Linked DNA regions of Homo sapiens: region 1 is linked to region 2. The links are chromatin contacts, found by POLR2A ChIA-PET in ENCODE. All regions are on one chromosome and are shown on one strand. Each heading gives the region's core, a stretch centred on a gene start or an enhancer-like site at or near the end of the contact. The rest is flanking DNA. Distances are from core to core; before and after follow the strand shown. Region 1 holds the start of GARIN2 (golgi associated RAB2 interactor family member 2). Region 2 holds the start of VTI1B (vesicle transport through interaction with t-SNAREs 1B).

The links. ChIA-PET counts read pairs that join two places held with the same protein, here RNA polymerase II (POLR2A).
Region 1: POLR2A ChIA-PET joins it to region 2 with 10 read pairs in PC-3. The contact joins the promoter of GARIN2 here to the promoter of VTI1B in region 2. POLR2A ChIA-PET finds 5 or more read pairs at or near these places in 2 of 52 experiments (PC-3 and activated naive CD4-positive, alpha-beta T cell).

The regions. Positions count from the first base shown.
Region 1 is chr14:67,186,849-67,193,263 of GRCh38, forward strand. GARIN2 (golgi associated RAB2 interactor family member 2) reads left to right here and starts at 2,592. Exons shown (of 8, transcript NM_001395907.1): 1 at 2,592-2,721. LOC105370538 (a long non-coding RNA gene) reads right to left here and starts at 2,516. Exons shown (of 5, transcript XR_007064215.1): 1 at 2,385-2,516. It also overlaps a transcript of GPHN not described here. RefSeq lists an enhancer at 384-678.
Region 2 is chr14:67,671,295-67,677,377 of GRCh38, forward strand. It overlaps VTI1B (vesicle transport through interaction with t-SNAREs 1B), which reads right to left and starts at 3,338. Exons shown (of 6, transcript NM_006370.3): 1 at 3,081-3,338. The coding sequence starts at 3,195. It overlaps RDH11 (retinol dehydrogenase 11), which reads right to left. Exons shown (of 7, transcript NM_016026.4): 7 at 5,506-6,083. It also overlaps a transcript of GPHN not described here. RefSeq lists silencers at 3,013-3,122, 3,223-3,662.

The DNA of each region.
Region 1 (6,415 bases), core at 1,342-3,841, 490 kb before region 2:
ATGCCGTGGTGCATTTGCAGCCGAGAGACAATCAATGACCAAGTGATTGAGAAACAGCTCTCTAAACAGGTGCGTCTGAGCTGGGTTCTGAAAAACGAAAATAAGCCCACATGTGAAGAGCTAGGAGATGAGCATTTCAGACAGGAAACGGCTTAAAGAATGCAACGTCAGGAAGGAGGCAGAAATATGATGAGGGAGTGGTGTAAGTGGTCTGAAATATAGTTGGAAAGAACTGAAGCCAGGATGGAGCCAGATCGTGCTCACAAATATACAGGCTCTTGAGGTTAATGCTAAGTATATACACACACCTTATGATACATGACACATATTCTAAAAGCATTAGGAAGGTACTGAAAATTTAAAAAATAAAAAAATCATTTACTAAACAGTTGAATACAAGGCACCATGCTAACCAAGGGTTCCTGCAAACAAGCACCTCATTCTTTCTGCCTCCTACACTTGTTCCTCTGCCTGTAGTTTATTTCCTAGTTAATGGCACCATCATTCACCCAGCTTCCCAAACCTCTGAGTCACCTTTTCCCTCCCTAAGCCCAGTGAGTCACCAAATTTTGTGGACTCTACTGATAGTTCCCAAGTTAACTCCCTCCTTTCCATTGACACTGCCACTGCCACTACCATGGCTTCTGCATCTCCAGAATTGCCCTTCCCAAATCTATCCTTCACTCTGCTCTCAGAATGATCAATTCAGAACATAAATCTCTCCATGTAACACTCTTTATTAGAGCTACTGGAGCAGATGAAGTCCCAGCACCTAGTTATGGCTTTCAAAGCCCTCCATCATCTAGGCTCTTCTTCCGTGAACTTCATTTTCTTTCAACCCTTCAACTTTATGTAACACCAGACCATTTGTAGTTACCCCTCAAACCCTGTCATTTTATGCCTCTGTGCCTTTGCTCAGACTGACTAATCTTTCAGGATTTAGCTTGGATATTAGCTCCTCCATGAAACCGTCCCTAAATCCTCCAATTGGACTAAGTACCCTTCATCTGTGCTCCTAGAATCCCCTGTCACCCCTCTATCTTATCACTACATAACACTGAAATAATCTGTTTACATGACCCCTTCTCCACTTGATGGTAAACTTCTTGAGTGCAGAGACTGTTCACCTTTGTGGTCCAGCATGGCATGGTGCCCAGGAAATAGTAAGTACTCATTACTGAGCTGACCAAAAGAATGTACCTTGCATTGCACTCACCAGGGACTGAATGTGGCAGGAAAGCTTCATATCCCAAGCTTAGGACATGCAGCTGAGAAGATCCCATGCAGGCGTGAATAGGCAGGCCCATCTCATGAGGGACAAAGAGGGCTAATTGCTCACGGACCTCACTTTGACAAAGTGCCACAAATTCAGACTTACAATCTCCAAATGAAGTTATACATACAGTTTTATATTTTGTGCATCTTTAAAAGCATTTTAAAGACGCTTTTGAAGGTAAATATTTTAAATATACCATTATTTTTATTTCCTTCTTTTGGTATTTCTTCTCTTTTTAATGTATCAGTAGCCTCAAAAAATGGACGTGAGATAATACCAAAGTTTAATCAAGGTACCGCAGAATTAAATTGATATCATCAACAGTTAAGAGATGAGATCAGATCTATGCAAAAATATTTTCTGGCCCTTGGGCAGGAAGAACAGGAACATGGCAAGTTGTGATCATGCAATAAGTATGCTCAATGAAGAAATCTTACTCAGTGGGACTATAGGTATGACCAGAGGAAGAATTTGTCCATCCAAAAGATGGCACTCAACATAGAATAGGCGAAACAGAGCATCTGAGACAATAACAGGGGAACCACTCGGACAAGTGCAGAAAGAGACTCAGCCAATCAAGTGCATTGAACCACCACCAGAGCCTAATATCATTAAATATTCATGCTATACAGCCCTCGGCTCAGTTTCTTTTCCTTCCTTCCTTCCTTCCTTCCTTCCTTCTTCCTTTCTTTTTCTTTTTCTTTCTTTCTTTCTTTTCTTTCTTTTTCTTTCTTTTTCTTTCTTTCAATAGAAATGGGGTATCACTGTGTTGCCCAGGTTGGTCTCAAACTCTTGGGCTCAAACAATCCTCCTGCCTTGCTCTTCCAAAGTGCTGGGATTGCAGGCATGAGCCACTGCGCCCGGCCTCAGCTCTGTTTCTAAGCAGTTTCCCTCTAAAAATGCTATATTCTTTTAACGCTTTTCTTCACAGAGGCTCAAAGTGCCTTAAATATGTTTAAGTCTCTGAAACTTGGGATATAGGGAAAGTGAATAATAAATTATCAATTGTATGATCAATGATGTAAAGTCTGATATTTTTCCCGTGGTTATACTATTGCTAAATTGACTTTTCTCTCCAAGAAATCCTCTGAAAACTTCACACCACCACCTGAATGCCCACTCCTGAGCGGTCCGGTCAGGGCTCCATGGGAATGCTGACCACACTTCCTCTCAGGGGCAGACCTGCACGGCTGCTCCTCCCCAGTGCCGTTCTTCTCTTACTGCAGAGACTATGTCAGCACGTTATGATTATGATGCAGCAGCAACAGAACAATGCCCAGAGCAGCCTGGCCTGTGCTTCTTTTACTAAGTGGTTAGTTGCCTGCTGAGTAGACATAAACACCTGCTAAAGAAATGTGAAAAGAGTGGAAACGTGCTATTTGGAGGTTATTTTCCTAGTCGACATCCAGGAGATCTCCAGAGATCTATTTCAGCCCCACCTGTTGGTAAGTGACTGTCTCATTACTGCAACTTGGGTTTGAAACTGAAGGAGAAGGAAATGAATAGTTCAATTAATTCTGGTAATTCGAGGGCAGAATGTCTATTTTTTTCCATCTTCCTCTTCTCCTTCTAGTTTCATTTCTTCTACCTCAACCAGAACAAGCTGAAAAGCCGAGAGACTTAACACCTGGTGACTGCTTTTCTTTTTCTTAGAAATAATTTCATTGAGAGTTTGAGTTTGAAATGAAAGCATGTTTTCTGGATTTTTTTTAATTTTTTTTTTTTTTTTTTTTTGAGACAGAGTCTCGCTTTGTCACCCAGGCTGGAGTGCAATGGCACGATCTTGGCTCACCACAACCTCTGCCTCCTGGGTTCAAGTGATTCTCCTGCCTCAGCCTCCCGAGTAGCTGGGATTACAAGTGTGTGCCATCACGCCCAGCTAATTTTGTATTTTTTTTTTAAGTAGAGACAGGGTTATAGGCATCGCCCATCATGCCCAGCTAATTTTTTTTTTTTTTTTTTTTGTATTTTTGTAGAGACAGGGTTTCACATGTTGGCCAGGCTGGTCTTTAACTCCTGACCTCAGGTGATCTACCTGCCTCAGCCTCCCAAAATGCTGGGATTACAGGCGTGAGCCACTGTGCCCAGCCTTTTGTTCTTTTCTTTTTTTTTTTTTTGAGACACAGTTTCACTCTGTTGCCCAGGCTGGAGTGCAGTGGCACGATCTCGACCCACTGCAACCTCCACCTCCCAGGTTCAAGCCATTCTCGTGCCTCAGCCTCCCAAGTAGCTGGGACTACAGGTACACACCACCATGCCTGGCTAATTTTTGTAATATTAGTAGAGACAGGGTTTCGCCATTTGGCCAGGCTGGTCTCGAACTCCTGACCTCAAGAGATCCACCTGCCTTGGCCTCCCAAAGTTCTGGGATTACAGGCGTGAGCCGTTGTGCCCGGCCTGTTTTGAAATTTTGATTTTTCAGACTGTTATCCCAATTTTTTCTTCCATAAGAAAAAATTCTCAAAGACTGAGAATTGAGTAAATTTTGGGGGAAACAGCCCTTTTTAATTACTCAAATATTTCAAAGATTCAGAACACAAGGCTTTCTCTTCAAAGCTGAAAGGTTGGGCATGGGGATATCATTTTCAAGAGATAGAAGCCACAACAGTTAGACTCCTGCAAAGGTGCAACCAGAACTGCAACCTAGAATTGTGCTGGACCTAGCCTAAAAATATGTTTATTAGTATAGTAAGAATCTTGGGAAAAATCACCCAGGTAAATGCCACACTTCAAAGTGCTGGGAATAATTAACCTCAAAGCTCCAAGGAGCACAGAGAACAGCTTTAATGAGTGACAGGTAAATGCTGTCATTTAAGAGCTATCATGTAGCCAGGTGCAGTGGCTCATGCCTGTAATCCCAGCACTTTGGGAGGCTGAGGCAGGTGGATCACCTGAGGTCAGGAGTTCAAGACCAGCCTGGCCAACATGGCAAAACTTTGTCTCTACTAAAAATACAAAAATTTGCCAGGCATGGTGGCGGGCGCCTCTAATCCCAGCTACTCAGGAGGCTGAAGCATGAGAATCACTTGAACCCAGGAGGTAGAGGTTGCAGTGAGCCAAGATCACACCACTGCACTCCAGCCTGGGTGATGGAGCGAGACTCCGTCTCAAAAAAAAACAGCCATCATGTAATTACAGACAAATAACACAGTAAAAAGACCCAGAATCCAGGTAGTTGGTTTCACTATAGAAATCTTTCAACTTTGCCAGAGGTTTGAAACTTTTTATAATAAAATATTGGAGGGAAAAGACCACATGGTAATGGTCAACAGGAAACATTTGTAGAGGACATTTTAGGGGCATGTACAGACATCCCTCTGAATTAGGCAGTCAGAAAAGCCAACCAAGACAGTGCAACACTGGCTTTTCAGATTCCCACTCTCTCCCCTTCCCAATGGCCATGAACACTCAAGCTGTCACATTTCCAAAAATTTCCAGATGACTGCATTTATCCCCAGGAAAATAAAGGCACCCCACCCCTACCACAGGGTGAACAATCCCATATCCGTATCTAAGAATAGTAGTTCTCAGCCCTAATGGAGCCTTGATCATCCTTGAAACAGTATACACAGATAGGGAAGCCCTGACGACACCATGGAACGTCTAGAGAGCAGCTGAAGTGGCTCCCTCTTGAAACACATACAGCACATTGCTTGGTTTTCCTACAGAAGAACTAGCGTTGGTTTCCGATCTGTAATCAGATTTAATAAGGAATCTCTCTTTTCTTTTACTAAAAGTAGCCAACTACACTTTGTCAAATGAAAACTATACTGTAATTCTGCAGAAACGTACAACCTAATGTAGCTGTCTGCTGAATGAATCACCATTCAGTTGGAACTTGAAAAACAAGAGAAAGGATTGAGGGGGAGAAAAAGTACTGGTTAAAAGAAGTAACAGAGACCGCAAGGGATCAGCTAGTGCTAGAACGAGCTCATCCATCTCAAATAAAACTCCATTCTTTGTGCCACCCTCGCTCTGCAGCGCAGCAAAAGCCCTTCCCTGCAACATAGCTCTGCATCCTGCCTGCTTAATTAGATGAATAGGACATTGAATGGGCCTAGCAAAAGGCAAACATTGTTGGAAAAATATAAGCTATGATTGTGAAGATTAATACACAATCGTGATAGAATAACTTGTGACAAAAGATTCCATGTGTCTGTGCCATGGAGCTAGCTCTGTGTTTCCATGATAGCCCATAACAACCCTGCTTTAATTCTCACTTTCATTCAACAAGTAGTTTTGTTTGTTTCTTTCTTTTATTTCCCTACCTAACACCTTGAACAATCAACATGTATTTTTGAGTCACCAAAGTTAATTATGATATCTTAGTAAGGTGATTGGATCAGAGGGTGGGGTCTGAACTGATTCTCAGGCTTGATTGCCTGTCTCTACTGTGCCCGCACACCGAGAAGGCAAAGCAGAGTGCAAGGAGCTTATCAGGAGAGAACCCAGAAACCATCTGTTTCTTTTTAAATAAAATCATTTCTTAAGCATCAGTTTAACCACTGGCCACAATTATTTTGCCACTCTTTACAAGACATTGTCATGTTCCAAATAGCTTGACACCATGATTGATAGCTGCTGTTTTAAAAAAAAAATTTAATGTTATGGGGATATATTAATATATATTACACATATTTTAACATATATTACATATATATGTATGTGTGTGTATATATAGATATAGATATCTATATGTACAGATCTATATATATATCTATATATAGATATACAGATATATATAGATATATAGATATATATCTAGATATCGATATCTAGATATATATAGATATATATGTATATATAGATATCTAGATAAATATCTCTATATATCTATATATCGATATCTAGATATAGATCTCTCTATATATCTCTATATATCAATATCTAGATATAGATATATCTCTATCAATATCTAGATATAGATATATCTCTATATCTATATATATCCATATATCTATCTATATCTCTATATATCTCTATATAGATATCTCTCTATATATCTCTATATAGACATCTATCTATATATCTCTATATAGACATCTATATATCTCTATATAGACATCTATCTATATATCTCTATATAGACATCTATCTATATATCTCTATATAGACATCTATCTATATATCTCTATATAG
Region 2 (6,083 bases), core at 2,088-4,587:
GCGGGCAGATCACTTGAGGTCAGGAGTTTGAGACCAGCCTGGCCAACATGGTGAAACCCCGTGTCTACTAAAAATACAAAAATTGGCTAGGTGTGGTAGCATGCGCCTGTAATCCCAGCTACTCGGAAGGCTGAGGCATGAGAATCACTTGAACCCAGGAGGTGGAGGTTGCAGTGAGCTGAGATTGTACCACTGCACTCCAGCCTGGGCGACAGAGCAAGACTCTATCTCAAAAAAACAAAAAAAAGAAAGAAAAAAGAAAAGAAATTCACATATTTCTGATTGTCCTCTTTGCAGGATGGAGAAAAAGGCTGGGTAGACAACAAAGGTGAATGTAACTATCTTAGCTTTATGTTGCTATAACAGAATAGCTGAGTCTGGGTAATTTATAAAGAAAATAAATGTATTTCTCAGAGTTCTGGAGGCTGGGAAGCCCAAGGCTGAGAGGGCTGATTCTTTCAAGGGCCTTCTTGCTACCCATGGGTCACCCCATGGCAGAAGATGGAAGGGCAACAGATCAAGAGAGCAGGCAAGCAAGAGAGGGCTGAACTAACCCACTCTCTCAACAACCAAGCCACTCTCAGGATAACAATCTAATCTCTGAGGATGGAGCCCTCATGGTCTAATCATTTCTTATGGGTCCCACCTCTTAATGCGATTAAAATAGCAAATAAATGTCAACATAAGTTTTAGAGGGGGACATTCAAACCATAGTAATAATGAATTCAATTTTCTATTTTTCAAAGCAATGTTCTTTTGCATTATTTAGACTTATAGAAATGGGCATTGCAAAAATTAATTCAGTGCCAGGTTGAAAATGCAGTCTACATTTTTTTTTTTTTTTGGGAGAGTCTTGCTCTGTGGTCCAGGCTAGAGTGCAGTGGTGCGATCTTGGCTCACTGCAACCTCCAGCTCCAGGGCCCAAGTGATCCTCCCACCTCAGCCTCCCCAGGAGCTGGGACTACAGGCATGCACCACCATGCCTGGCTAATTTTTTTATTTTTTGTAGAGATGAGGTTTCACCATGTTGCCCAGGCTGGTCTCAAAATCGTTCAACACAGCAATACTCCTGCCTCAGCTTCCCCAAGTGCTGGGATTACAGGTGTGAGCCACCATGCCTGGCCTGCAGTCTACTTTTTTTTCTTTTCTTTTCTTTTTTTTTTTTTTTTGATACAGAGTCTTGATCTGTTGCCCAGGCTGGAGTTCAGTGGCATGATCTCGGCTCACTGCAACCTCCGCCTCCTGGGTTCAAGCAATTCTGCCTCAGCCTCCTGAGTAGCTGGGACTACAGGCAACTGACACCATGCCCGGCTAATTTTTGTATTTTTAGTAGAGATGGGGTTTCACCATATTGGCCAGGCTGGTCTTGAACTCCTGACCTCAAGTGATCCGCCCGCCTCGGCTTCCCCAAGTGCTGGAATTACAGGTGTGAGCCACCGTACCCTGCCTGCAGTCTACTTTTCAATCACATAAATCAGATCCCACAATGCTTCTGCACAGTATCTTTTAACTGCATCCCATCATATTTAGAAAAAGGCACAAGTCTTTCACCATGGTCCACAAGGCCCTACATGATCTGGCCCTGCTTATCGCTCTCCTTTGCTCACTCCATCCCAAACACATGGAACTTCCTGCTCTTCGCTGAACACACCAAGCTCATTTCTGCTTAAAGGCATTTGCAGTGCTATTCCCTCCTTCTGACACTCACTTCTCCCTGATTTCTGGTTTACTCCCTCACTTCATTTAAGTCTCTGTTCAAACGCCATCTCCTCAGAGAGGACTTTCACAACCGCCCTATTTAAAACTGAAGTCCCAAAGAAGGCGGATCACTTGAGGTCAGGAGTTAGAGATCAGCCTGGCCAACATGGCAAAACCCTGTCTCTACTAAAAATACAAAAATAATTAGCTAGGGGTGGTGGCGCAACTGTAATCCCTATTACTCCAGAGGCTGAGGCAGGAGAATTGCTTCAATCTGGGAAGTGGAGGTTGCAGTGAGCCGAGATCGTGCCACTGCACTCCAGCCTGGGTGACAGAGTGAGACCCTGTCTCAAAAAAAAAAATGATAAATAATAAAATAAAACTGAAGTCCCATCCCCTATTCTTTTACTCTGATTTACTTTCCTGTATTCTTTAACACTGCCTCTTAATAGTTATATATTGTTTATCACCTACCCACTAGAATGGGGATGTTCGTATCTTTTTCACTGTAATTTGCAATATTCACCAGCACCTAGAACGGTGCCTCACAATTCACCAGCACCTAGCACACAGCAGCCTCACAATAAATATATATTAAATACATGAATTTCATTCTCACCAGTCATTCAATTCCTATGACCTTGAGTAATTCGTTGAGCAAACACCCAAGCTCTGACTCTTAAATAAAAGCAATAAAACAAAGTTTTGTCCTTGCCATCAAATTCTATATATCCGGAGGCCAAGAACTATAGCAGCTTTTCCTATGGATTTAGGGCCGGAAAACTCTAGCTCCTCCAGACAGAACTTGTAGCAACCTGAATCATGAAATTAAGGGGTAGTAAACAGTCTCAGCTGTAAAAACGTTCAAAACAAGACCACATCTAAATGCCACAATCAGGTTTTAAAGGCCAGCTCTCTACCCTCCAATAACTGGTATTTACCAACACCCCCAAATTATGACTCCTTTGGGTTTTTAACCCTTTTTCTGTGCTACGGATCCTCTGTCAGTCTGGTGAAAACTAGACCTGTCTTGAGACTAGTGCTTTTAAATGCATAAAACAAACAAAAACAGCTATGAAAGAAACCCACTCTACATTACAGGACCGCAGATGCAAAAGCCCCTCTGCTCTATTTGCCACAGTGAAAAAAGATGAGAAAATGTGGAAGGCCATAGAAGGATCCCAGGGAACTGAATCCCGAGGTCCAATTTACTCTCAGTGGCAGCAGGGAGACCTGGGGCTGGGACAAGCCAGCCCTAGGGGGCGTGTCTGAGGACGCGGAGGGAGGAGACGCGGGCCCGGGTCTGGGAGGAAGGTGGGAGAATCTTCCTTCCAAAGCGCGCAGGGCTGCGCTCCCCACGGCGTGGCCCACCCCCGCCTCACCGGTCCCCGCCGTCCCCAGCAGCCGCTCGGGCACCCCTTGTAGGTCTTCATGGAGGCCGCGGAAGATCTCGTGCAGCTTCTCGAAATGCTCCGAGGAGGCGGCGGAGGAGGCCATGGCGCAGGCCGCGCTGGAGCAGCGGCCACCGAGATTCGGGGCCCTGGGCCCTTTCCTAGCCCGGCGGTCAGCCGCCCAGCCCAGTGGCCATAACGGCGACCGCCGCACCACCGCCGCCCAGGACGAGGCTCTTCCGGAGCCGCGGCAGGGTCCTCTCGAGCCGGAACGCCCACCTTCTCCAGCCAGTGATTGCTGGAGCGCCGGCGCGAAAGCCTGACGAGAAGTCGGGAGACTGCGCGGCCTAGGCGACTCCTGAGGGAGCGGTGCCGCGCCGGGGCGATCGGCAGTCGCGGAACCCGAGAAGTGCCGGGTCCGGGTTGGGGAAAGGCCGCAGCGAAAGGGGCCTAGGGGACCTGCGGGACTGGCAGCGCGGCCGCCTTCCTCCCGGGCCCCGCCGGCCGGCGAGGGGCGGGCGCTGCAGTGCACGCCGGGGGATGTAGTTTGGCTCGGACGAGAGCGTCTCGTCCCGGGGTCGCGCGTTGCTCCGGGTGCCAGGTTCAGCCCGCGCGGCGACAGCGGGCTTCGGCCCGATTTGATGTATGTTTGCGTCTAGACGTCGTCCTCACTGTCATCGCGCTTTGCTTTGCCACCCTGACCCGAATTCCTCGTTTCGCGTCTTGACTGTTAGCTTTCGGCCCTGGAAAGATAGCCGGGCCAGGGGCTCTGCCTGCCGTCGGGAGGTGGAGCACTTTTCTTGGAAGGCCCAGCGGCTCCCCAAGCTTTCAGAAGTGGAACCCGGCCGGGCGAGTGGCTCGCGCCTGTAATCCCAGTACTTTGGGAGGCCGAGGTGGGAGGATTGCTTGAACCCAGTAGTTCGAGACCAGCCTGGGCACAATAGCGAGAGCTCTACCAGAAACCCAAAATAAGAACCGGGCATGGTGGCGCGCACTTTTGGCCCCAGCTACCCCCGGAGGCTGAGGTCCCACCACTGCACTCCAGCTTTGGGAGACCTTGCTCCCAAGTGGAGCGAGATCTTGTCTCCAAAAAAACAAAAAACCCAAAAACCAAAAATTCAAAAGTGGAACCCAGTTAGGATGACCTCGAAATACTCTAGCTGCTAGGCCCGAGTAATTCTCCTCGTGGAGACTAATTCTCCTCCTAGGCTGCCTCGTGCACTTGTTGACAACAGGTGTTTGTCAAGCGTAGGCATTGCGAGGGATCTGGGCATGTTGGTGAATAAAACATTTAATCTCTGCTCCAGGGGAATTTATAATCTGGTGTGGAAGGTGGGCCTGGCTTCATTAGGTCTCATCTGCCACTAAGTGTCACGTGTTAAAAATTACAAGGTCCCTTCTTGCACTCCATGGGTATAAATTCCTGTCTTCACGTCGGGCATGGTGGCTCACGCGTCATCCCAGCACTTTGGGAGGCCGAGGCGGGCGGATCACTTCAGGTCAAGAGTTCAAGACCAGCCTGGCCAACATGGTGAAACCCCCGTCTCTGCTAAAAACACAAAAATTAGCCAAGCGTGGTGGTGGGCGCCTGTAACCCCAGCTACTCGGGAGGCTGAGGCAGGAGAATCGCCTGAACCCGGGAGGCAGTGGTTGCAGTGAGCTGAGATCGTGCCACCACACTCCAGCCTGGGTGACAGAGAAGACCCTATCTCAAAAAATTAAAATAAATTATTATTTTCACCGATTTCACGGTTTGCTCAAGGTGTCTGTTCTCAAATGTTTGCTTGGGAGTTCAATTTTAAACTGCCTACAAATATTAAAAGATGTATGACTGCTCAGGAGAAAATGCTTTGCTAATTTGTATCTCCTGGGCCCTCATTTTTATTAGATCAAGTTCATTGGCTGTTGATTCAACACACTTTGGTTAAGCTCTTAATATGCACTGAGCATAGACATGACCAAGTCTGAGGATAGTCAGTATACTGTGTAAGTCCCACAGCACAATGCTGGGACTTGTCACAGTACAGAAATAAGGGGCAGGTGCAAAAAAAGGATCAATAGCCTGGGGCCGGGTGCTGCGGCTCACACCTGTACCCCAGCACTTTGGGAGGCCAAGGTGGGAGGATCGCTTGAGCCCAGAGTTTGAGGCCAGCCTGGGCAACAAAGCAAGACGCTGTCTCTAATTAAAAAGAAAGGAAAAAAAAATGGCCCGGGATGATCAAGAAATGTGGAAAAAGTGTCTGTGAAGAGTGTCAAAAAAGGTTAAGTAGGAAATGGTGAATGAACAATTAGATTATCACACAACCTAAATTAATAGCATGTGGATTGAGATTACACTGTAGCTAGACTCTGGAACAAATTATTCTTTAGAATGAGAAATCATTGCACAACCATAATAATGAACAGTGTTTTCTTCTTTTGACTGTAATCAAACTTTTAATTCTTAGTTTTTATTCTGGTAAATGAAAACAAAAAATAATCAAAAAGAATTTTTATTTGTCATTGACAGTTCAATATAAATTAAGTAAAACATTAATTCATTTATTCTGCACTATTATCAGAATTTTTCTAATTTTTCCGTAAAATGACCATTTCTAAACATATAGCTTAATGGTCAAAACAAGTGCAATAAAAGATTAATTTACAAGTATCAGAAGTGAAGACTGTGGTCCTATAACTCTTTCCCCCACCAAAGTTAAAATATAATTGTCATTCCAGGAAATCAAAATCTTTTAGAATAGCACACTCCAAACAAGTGATGGGAACACTACTAATTCCTTAGACTTCCTTTGGCAGCATTACTTTTGATAAGAAGTCTCCAAATAAAATACAAAATTTTGGCACAGACATTTTAATCTTGTCAAGACAATGTAAGGAAATGCCCCAAAATATTATTAAATTGACCATAATTACCAATATCAGTCCCTAAGATAATTTTTCTGAATGAAGAATTGTTTTTTTTGTTTGTTTGTTTTTAGGATTTTTTTTTTTTTT